Regions from separate parts of the Homo sapiens genome. Here region 1 is linked to region 2. The links are chromatin contacts, found by Hi-C in ENCODE. All regions are on one chromosome and are shown on one strand. The core of a region is the stretch at or near the end of the contact, and the rest is flanking DNA. Distances in the headings are between cores, read along the strand shown. Region 1 has its middle 170 kb from the start of QKI. Region 2 has its middle 680 kb from the start of QKI.

Evidence for each region. A loop is a pair of places that touch in the nucleus more often than their neighbours do. Pooled maps may share reads with other maps.
Region 1: a map of gastrocnemius medialis shows a loop between it and region 2 (4-fold over the local background). The contact joins two enhancer-like sites. A Hi-C loop is called at or near these places in 24 of 168 maps with a recorded cell type or tissue (MCF 10A, Right ventricle myocardium inferior, cardiac septum and 8 more) and 17 of 50 pooled maps.

Annotation. Positions count from the first base shown.
Region 1 is chr6:163,586,915-163,591,830 of GRCh38, reverse strand. No RefSeq gene overlaps it. Among named protein-coding and RNA genes, the nearest start is that of QKI, 170 kb to the right of the region's middle. RefSeq lists an enhancer at 3,200-4,399. Within about 2 kb of position 3,475, at least 5 of the 41 ENCODE cell types and tissues checked have a DNase peak (open chromatin) inside an H3K27ac peak, as active enhancers do; they include gastrocnemius medialis and psoas muscle, where a contact is called at or near this core.
Region 2 is chr6:164,096,173-164,101,141 of GRCh38, reverse strand. No RefSeq gene overlaps it. Among named protein-coding and RNA genes, the nearest start is that of QKI, 680 kb to the right of the region's middle. Within about 2 kb of position 3,126, at least 9 of the 41 ENCODE cell types and tissues checked have a DNase peak (open chromatin) inside an H3K27ac peak, as active enhancers do; they include gastrocnemius medialis and psoas muscle, where a contact is called at or near this core.

The DNA of each region.
Region 1 (4,916 bases), core at 2,226-4,725, 510 kb after region 2:
GCGTGGTGGCGCGCGCCTGTAATCCCAGCTACTCGGGAGGCTGAGGCAGGACCCAGGAGGTGGAGGTTGCAGTGAGCTGATATCGTGCCACTGCACTCCAGCCTGGGTGACAGAGTGAGACTCTGTCTCAAAAAAAAAAAAATTTTTTTTTCTTTAACAAATTATTAGAATTGATATATGGAAAGGATTCTGTTTAACTTACCTATGAAAATACCATCCTGGCCAACAATGTTGAAACCCCATCTCTACTAAATATACAAAATTAGCCGGGCATGGTGGCGGCGCCTGCAGTCCCAGCTACTCGGGAGGCTGAGGTAGGAGAATAGCGTGAACCCGGGAGGCAGAGCTTGCAGTGAGCCGAGATCGCGCCACTGCACTCCAGCCTGGGCGACAGATCAAGACTTCGGCTGCAACTCAAAAAAAAAAGTTTGTGCAACAATAATTTATACACGACTCGAGCTTAGAGGGTGAAGGGCAGGGTAGGTGGGGAGAGATGACGACGGAGAGACAGGCAGGGAGGATGTTGGGGGCGTTGCCGGGATTCTCTGGTAAAATGGCCGTGTCTCCGGTTGATTGAAGCCCTCCAAGAGTATGTTTTGGGGGGCAATGATAGGAACAGTTGGTCTCTGTGGAGTGCTTTTGCTATGTCGAGGTGATTTGGAGAAGAGCATACCATCACATAAAGGCGGGGCGTTTGGGGAGATGCGCAGGGCAGGAGTGGCTGGAGAAGTCGGAATAGAGGGGACTATAGAGGGGATGGGTGGACAAGGCGCCGCTGAAGGGCCTTTGTGGAAAAAGAGTGTGTTCCCCAGGACCATCTGGAAGAACGCCGCTTCAAGCACAGGACGGCACCTTCAGTACCAACGTTTGCCCCCGACGGGGCTGGGGAAATGGCATGTTGGGGCCTTGCAGGAAGGAGGATCATCCAAAACACAGGCTCTTTCTAGGCTCCAGACTCAAAAAGAAAGCAGAGGCGGGAGTGGGAAGGCCCAGGCCTAAGCCCTGATGAGTCTGGCGGGGATTCCACCGTGTGAAGGAGCAGCTGAGGCTGCAGGAAGTAGAGCCCCGGGGGCTGTGGAGATTCCAGGCTGCGCTGGTGGAGAACAGGGAGGCCCAAAGGCCAACAACAGGGAAAACCACAGTGTGTCCGGAGTTGGTTCCTGCCAGTGGATTCGTGGTGGTGCTGACTTCAAGAACGGAGTCGCCGACCTTCCCGGTGAGTGTTACAGCTCTCAAAGATGGCACGGACCCAAAGAGTAAGCGGTAGCAAGATTTACTGTGAAGAGTGAAAGGCTTTCGAAGAGAACCCTAGCGGCTTACTGCCGCCGGTCGAGGTGGCCAGCTTTTATTTCCTTATTGTCCCCGCCCATGTTTGGTTTCTGTCCTATCAGAGTGCCCTTTCTTTCAATCCTCCCTGCGATTGGCTACTTTTAGAATCCTGCTGATTGGTGCGTTTTACAGAGCACTGATTGGTGTGTTTTAGTCTAATTAGTGTGTTTTATGCTGATTGGTGCGTTTTACAATCCTCTTGTAAGACAGGAAAGTTCCTGATTGGTGCATTTTACAATCCTCTTGTAAGACAGAAAAGTTCCCCAAGTCCCCACTCAACCCAGGAAGTCCAGCTGGCCTCACCTCTCAACAGAGCAGAGGGAGGGCAGCTGGGATGCGGGGGCAAGGCTGACTTCCAGGGTTCCACCTTGGCCAGCGAATGGAAGGTGAGGGGGGAAATAGCTGAGGGGAAGGGAGTCTAGATGGAGAGACAGCTCAGTGCTGGGCTTGTTGGGTTCAACCATTTTTGGAGCTTTGAGGGCACACCCACTACAGGGGAGGAGAAGATATTAAATTTAATTCTAAATTGTGGCAAGAACGTCACATGGAAACAGCCTCTGGTGACGCACCTGGCAATTGTGACTGTAGTGATCTCTTTTCCAGCCTACGTTCATGCCGGCTTCAGACTGAAGCTCATTCCTTTCTTGTCCCTGAGGTTTCTTCACGACAAGCAGTCCTTTAACTGCATGAATGCTTTTAAATCCTGGGTCATGCAAAGACTTCCTAAGATCCTGAGTAAAACATGAGGTTGCCCAGCACAACTCCGTGGCTGATTTTCAATAGTTTTCTCAGCTTTATTCTCAACTCAATTTTGTTATTCTAGTCAGCTGACCTATGGCATGACTATCACACCTCCATTATTTTAGAAATGGGATTTCCAACCTCAGCACGTCATTCATCTGAACAACTTCCACCATGGTTTCCTGTTCATACAAGCAGCCCTCCTCCACACCGCAATTCCACTCCTGTGCCAATTCTTCTTTTAGAGTCAGGAGCCCAGAAAGCTTCTACAATGCCAATTACAAGGCTCTTTGTGACAAGCATTCTAATCTACTCAAACAAAAAAATGCGTATTTATAGCATTCGTTCAACTAAAAAAGTATACTATATAAAGCCCAAGAATGTAAGTTTACGTGTAAAAAAACTGACACCAGCAATTTTACCTCCTCCTTATTTTCCTCCAGCTGCCCAGTTAGGAGGATTGTTTGTTTGGTCTATTCATCTTCCCAGTCTTCTCACTGAATTCTCCTCTGACTCTCCCAGGGGCCAAATCTCAATTCTTGTCTTCTGTTCACCCTTACTCCTTGGCTCTCTCCTCATCCTTACTCCTTTCTCTTCTGTTAAAGAAGCAGGCCCATGTGCAATTCCAGGGAGTATTATTGTTAGTACTACATTTTCTGTCACATTCTTCAGAGGCGCTAGACTCCTTGCAAAGCAAAACTGTGGGCACAAGGCAACCTAAGACCTAATCCCTTCAACAGGGTCTTGGTGCCCTGTGTGCGGTCGCCCCCGAAACCAAGTCAATGGTGCTTTCAAAGACTACAGCCAGCCTCTGTCTGCATCCCGGCCTGCGCCCCGGGGAAATAGTAAAGCAAAAGGTGCCTTACAATAAGGGGGTGAGGAAAAGCCTGCCAAGCGGGTGGCGTTCAGATGAGATTGCTTACTCTACATGCGCCCTCAATTTAAAGGGACGAGTGGCCCGCCAAGCCTTCTAAGTCATCGTGCCCATTTCTCAAGAGAGGGCTCTCTGTGGGCCGCACACCAGTGTGACCGTAGAGAATAAGGGTGGCGCCAGTCACGTCCTGAGAAAGCGACGAATGTGTCCTTGTGAATCGGTCAAGGTTTTCCCTTGCAGGTGGCCTGACTCAAGGGCTTCGCAGGGACACAGGGACATAAGAAAAAACTTTCAAAAGTTTTACCATCAGGGAAAAAGCACATCAGGACCCGCCGGTCATTGCAGGTCATGCCAGCGGAAGCTTAACCGAGGGAGCAGGGCGCACAGACACAGCTGTGCTCCAAGAGTTTAAAAAGCATTTTGGCAGATGTTCCTTGGTGATCAGTTGGAGTCTTTGGCACGAGGCTGGCATCTGGTGTGTTTCCTGTTCATTACTGATGAAATTGTCTGACGTGTCTGTGTCTCATCCGAATACAACAGAAAAAAATGCCTGGGAATAAACACCCTAATCTAACCCTTGGAGCAATGTGTAGGTACTGTTTATCTTTGAAATAAATATTCAGGTCACATAAACTGCAGTTCAATGTACAAAGCAGAATTTAATATGAGGACATATAAGGTTTAAATATCATTGCATAGTAGTGACTTTTTAGGTAATCACAATTTTATATGCCTGTTACATTTGTGGTAGGAGTTTAGCTAGATTTTGCTGGAAAACTACAGCTTATTTATAAAGTACACACATTATTTTAATCGTACAAAAATGTGTAAAATATCTTACTCACCATGTAACATGGGCACCCCAAAGTACATGAGTTTCTTAAGAAGACATATGAAATCTTCAAGGCTATAAAGAGGACAGGAAATGACTCACTTCCCAATGACTCCAGGTAGATTAAATACGCCCCCCCTTTTTTTTAAGACAGTGTCTCACTCTGTCATCCAGGCTGGAGTGCAGTGGCACGATGTTGGCCCATTGCAACCTCCACCTCCTGGGTTCAACCAATTCTCCTGCCTCAGCCTCCTCAGTAGCTGGGATTCCTGGTGCATGCCACCATGCCTAGCTAATTTTTGTATTTTTAGTAGAGACTGGGTTTCACCATGTTGGCCAGGCTGGTCTCAAACTCCTGACCTCAAGTGATCCACCCGCCTCAGTCTCCCGAAGTGCTGGATTACAGGCGTGAACCACCGTGCCTTGACTAAATACACATTCTTAATTTAGCAACAGGAAACAATAGAGGAAAATAATGACACATACTCACTGAACACACACCAGTTCCAGGCAATGTGCTAAGAGGTTTACGTTAATTAGCTCAGTTGACCCTCTTAGGAGCCCTGTGACATAGGTACTTTATCCCCATTTTATAGATGAGAGACCTGAGGTTTCAGGTTGAAGTTACCTGTCTAAAATCTCCAGAGTGAGAAAGCAGCCATATTCCAGAGAGCCTGCGTTATGCTGACAGAGAAATATGGATACATGAGAAAATTTATGCAGCACCTTAAATATGTGCCTTTCTAATTGGAAATTCTGAGTGTTTCACAAGTACAAGTACTTTCCTACTTCTTCAAAAATATTAATTTTTTTGGAATAATGATAAAAGCTCAAACCTGTTCTGCTGGACAGGAGAAAGGGCAGCCGGGGGGCGCACAGAGGGAAAGCCTCCCTTTCTGTCTGTACTCCCTGTGGTTAAAATGTTACTATTTGGCCACACTGGCCTCCAGACATAACTGTGGCCAGGCACAGAACGGGGTTTCACACTAGGGTAAACCCTCAGATCTTCAAGGTCTATTCCCAGGTCTTTCCAGGCAGGTCTGGGGCTTGGAGTGTGGGAGCTACTGCTCTGTGGGCTGCTGCCTAGACGGCAAGCTCCTGGTTTTTGTTCGTTTGTTTTGTGTTTTTTTGGCGGAATTT
Region 2 (4,969 bases), core at 1,877-4,376:
AGAGAAGGGGGGCCTGCAGGTGGAGAAGGGGGGCCTGCAGGTGGAGGAGAGGGACCTGCAGGTGGAGGAGGGGAGCCTACAGGTGGAGGAGAGGAGCCTGCAGGTGGAGGAGAGAGTCCAGTCCGCAGGCCTGGGATGAGCCAAAGTTCAGTTGTAAGTCTGCGGAGGGCTCTGTTTTGTCATATATTTCTGGTTTTAAAAACACAATTGATGCTAAACATACTCGAAGGTATATCGAATGGTACCACAAGTAACCAAGAGGCATTGCCAAGCTCCCACAATCAACCACTCCTGAACCTCCTCTTTCATCCACATCCCACCCAGTCCTCCCCAGCCCACCCAGATTTTAATGCAAACTCCAAATATGGTTTCATTTCACCCATAAATAATTCTGCATGTATCACGCGGGAACATTGAAGAATATTTTAAGAACAACAAATTAACATGATCCAATATTGTGTCAGTGTTTAAAGGTTGATGTGTGTATAATTTTTGCTTCAGTTTGCTTGAATCAGGATCTTAATAAAGTTCATATATTACAACTAGTGGGTATTTGGCATAAGTCTCTTTTGATCCGTAGGTTTCCTTTCATTGGAGGTTTAAAGTAAGGGAATGTCATGATTTGTGACATTTTTTTAAACACCACTGTAGCTGTGTGTGGAGACCAGGGAGCAGGGGGCACGTGGACTGAGCAGGAGCCCGTAGGAGGCCATTGCAGTGGTCCAGGCTGGGGGTGAAGGGGGTCTGGGACCACAGGAGAAGGAAGGAATTGGAATGAATATAGGACTTGTTTGTTGACCATCTCATGTTCTAGTTAAAGCATACTGGGCTTATTTTTCAGGTCTACCAAACTGAGTTAGAGTATGAATGTATACATATGTAAATAATAGACAACAACATAGGAATCAAATCTGTGAAATTAATACACACATAGAAATGTAAGTATATTAGAGATAAAAATATGTACGCAGCATGCTTAGATAGCAATGAAGGAATATAGAAAAAGAGAGTTTCAAAAGTTACAAAAAATTATGCAGTTTGTTCATATGATCCCACACTCCCTGAAATAAGGTTAATCAAGTTTCCCAATTTTGATTTCCTCTCTAAATTGATGACTTCCCTTGAGATTTTCACGAATTATTTTAAAGCCAAGGTGTAGCCTAGTAGAAATTAATTATTTATCCCCAAGAGACAATAGAGCACATGGCATTACAAATAAGTTCTGTTGCTGAAGAAAACTTAAGAGATTAACTGGGAATGAATGAGAGACACAAAATACTGCTTCTCAGCAACGTGCCCCGTGTTCGCCCAGGGGCTCCGGGCACACCGCGCAGACTCCCCAGAGTATCTGGACCAGCACCGCCTGCTGCCCTGCGGCGAGATCTGCCCCAGCGAGTCAAGAGCGAGCCTGTTCTTTTCACTCTAACGGTTTCGCATCTGCTCTGGCCAAAATGTTTTTTCTGCCTTTCTTTCATCTGCACTGTGTTGCCTAGCTTTCCCGCAGAGGCCCCAGTGTCACTCTGAGAACGATCACTCTCTCATTGTGTTTTGTGTTCCTTTTACCCATGGGCAGCTTTCTTTTTACACTCAGTGTCCCTATGAATGGAGCGTTTTGCAGCACCTGGAAGCCTCACTCAGAGAGTCGGCCTCTGCGTTCACACAGTCCAGGGGTGGGGGATGACTGACGCAGATCACCCCGATGAGCCTCAAGTTGGCTTTTTATGTCTGGCTGTTATTCAGAGCTTTAAAAATGGGGAAGGGGAAATGAGAGGGAAAGAGGAAGAACAAAACAAAAATGACAGGAAAATGGCAGAACTTCCATTCGTCATTACCGTTATTTAGCATGAAATGTCAACCAAGTCTGAAGGGCTTTTGGGTGCATGAATAAACAGGCCAGCAAGTAGTTATTTTTATTCTATATGTACATCTTGTGCTCCACACTCAACAGTGACGTCAGCCTTCTTGCTTCACATCAGCTGTCCTTGCTCACGGTGTTCTCAAGGGTGTGAACTCGGCTGAAGATAAGGGTTTGTGACTGCCGTTCCTGTCATGCTGAGCTCGCTTACAGCATGTCCCCTGGCTCAGCAGCTCCACATAGGACCGATGCAGCTCGCAGCTACATTTTCAAGTGTGTTGATGCACATTCCCTTGGGTGTGGACTTTGGATTAGTGTCATTGTCACAGGCGCTAGACAAACACAACATCCATCCTCGTGCTAAGCTGTTTGTCTTGTTTTGCACTCCTTTGAGGAGTTTCCAGGCTCTGTCTACACAGTGCCAAATATCTAGATCAGAGTTGAAAAATGTAATTTAAAACCCCAGTGTTTGTGTTGCATGGAAAAAGCCCAGAGTTTTTTATATTTGGATAAATTAGAGAGAGAGAAAACCTTTGCCCTCAATTCTATCAGAATGGTATACTTGAAGTTGCTGAAAATATGCTGAGTTGAATCAAACGGTTATTGATACGATCCATTGCACTCCCCAGTATAATGTGTAGATCAATAACTCAACACAGATTCTGTTCTTCATGGTCTTCTCTATAGTGTTGCTTCAAATAGCATGACCTTTTATATTCTCAGGATAAATTTTCTATAAACTTAAAGCATCACCATTTCCTATAGACAAAGTAGGGTAATTAATAATTATTATTCTGAATGATAAGCATTTTGCTGATGTGCCAGCCACCGAGCTGAGCTTTTAAGGAGTTCGTTCACTTAATCCCTTCAATGAGCATATGGTATCTCCGTTAAATATATGAGGCATCTGAGACTCAGAAAGTTCAAATAACTTGTCCAAAGTCACTCAGCTGAATTATCAAAGCATGACTCACACACAGCCTATATTCTTACATCATACTGCCTTCTGGAAAAGTTGGACTCACTTTAGTCCAAGTAGTCCTGGTTCTATTTTATGATCATTAAAGCTGTGTGCGTTTGCAACCCCCAGTCCCACCTCCCCGTGTGTGGTGTGTGTGAGTATGTGATGGATAATTATTGTTTGGTTAGGCTCATTTCCTTTTGTTTAATTTCCAACTGCTATGCGTAATAGCATTTCCTTATTCTAGAGGGAAGCAGAAACTCGGAAAGAACGCGAGGACAGCTCATTTGCAGTGCTTCCTGTTGAGGGAGCAGGAAGTGTGCAGGAGTTGTGAGGAAGTCTGCCAGAAAGAGATTCCTAGAGTTGAAAGTGGGGAACCATCAGGCCCAGCGTGGGGTCCAAAGCTGAGCTTAGAAGCCCATAGGAAATAGATGCCTAAACTTCCAAGTTTCCCTTCCTACAATTCTATCAACAGAGACTCTGCAAATATGTGACAGGCTGAATTCTAGAAGAACCTGTGCTTATAAAAGCCTCAGAGCCTAACCATACCATGCAACAGCACAAGGCCAGCCCAGAGGCCTGCAGGTACAGAGAAACCAGCAGAAGGGGGCAAGAGTGAGTCAAAGGAACTCACCACGGTTTCTAGACTCCCGGAGTGTCGCCCATGGAGACTTTTCTCTTTACAGTAAAGTAATTGAGAACAAGGGACCAGATGTCAGTTTGATTAGAGAAAGAGAGGTAGGGCAGAATGATATAGGACATTATCCAAGTAAAGTAGAAAATAAAAGTTTATGCAGGATATGAAACAGCAAGAGATCTATAAAGGAAGCTAAAATCCAACTTGCAGGAATTTGTGTTAGTGAGTGAACAGTAAGTGTCAGTTATTTGAAGATCATCCTCGTGAATGCCTGCCTAATGAATACAGGGCTGGAAGACATTCCCTCAGGGCCTCCTTGACTAGAACGTAACTGGAGGTTTCCATACTGACCAGCACGGACCAACTCAGAGTAGAGCAGACCAGGACCCACCATGCTAGAGCGTTCATCAGTGACCCCTTTCTCCTATGCATCTGCCCTGCTTTGCTTGTGTTCATTTGCATATCCACACACACAACAAATATTCATTGACCACCAGCTCTGTGCCAGGCACTGAGGTTGATGAGGATGTGTTGGTGGATAAAACACATGGCTTCTGGAGCTGACCATCCTGCAGAAGGATTTCAGCCCACTTTCTAAAATCTAAAACAAGAAAACAAAACAGCAGCAACAGGCCGGGCGCGGTGGCTCATGCCTGTAATCCCAGCACTTTGGGAGGCTGAGGCGGGCGGATTAGGAGGTCAGGAGATCGAGACCATCCTGGCTAACATGGTGAAACCCCGACTCTGCTAAAAATACAAAAAATTAGCCGGGCGTGGTGGTGGGCGCCTGCAGTCCCAGCTACTCGGGAAGCTGAGGCAGGAGAATGGCATGAACCCAAGAGGCAGAGCTTGCAGTGAGCCACGATCATACCACTGCACTCTAGCCTGGGTGACAGAGCGAGACTCCGTCTCAAGAAAAAAAAAAAAAAAGGAGAAAGTTGGAGAATGCTATGTGAGCCTGAAGACAGTCATCTGCAAGCCAGAGAGAGGGGCCTGGAGCCAGTCCTTCTTCACAACCCTGCTGACACCTTGATTTCTTCAGTTCTAGCCTCCATGACTGTGAAAAAAAAAAACAAAAAAACAAAAAAAAAAAACGCAACAACAGAAACTCCAGCCTCCCTGGATTCCAAAATCCCCTCTAATTAATATGATATTGCTTGGCTACTGATATGGTTTGGCTGTTTCCCCACACAAATCTCGTCTTGAATTGTAGTTCCTGTAATTCCCATATATCGTGGGAGGGACCAGGCGGAGACAATTAAAATATGGGGGCAGTTTCCCCATCCTGTTCTCATGATAGTGAGTCAGATCTCACAAGAGCTGATGGTTTTATAAGGGGCTTCCCCCTTTGCTGGGCACTCATTCTTCTCTTCCCTGCCACCATGTGAAGAAGGATGTGTTTGCTTCCCCTTCTACCATGATCATAAGTTTCCTGAGGCTTCCTCAGCTGGGCTAAACTGTGAGTCAATTAAACCTCTTTTCTTTATAAATTACCCCGTCTTGGGTATGTCTTTAT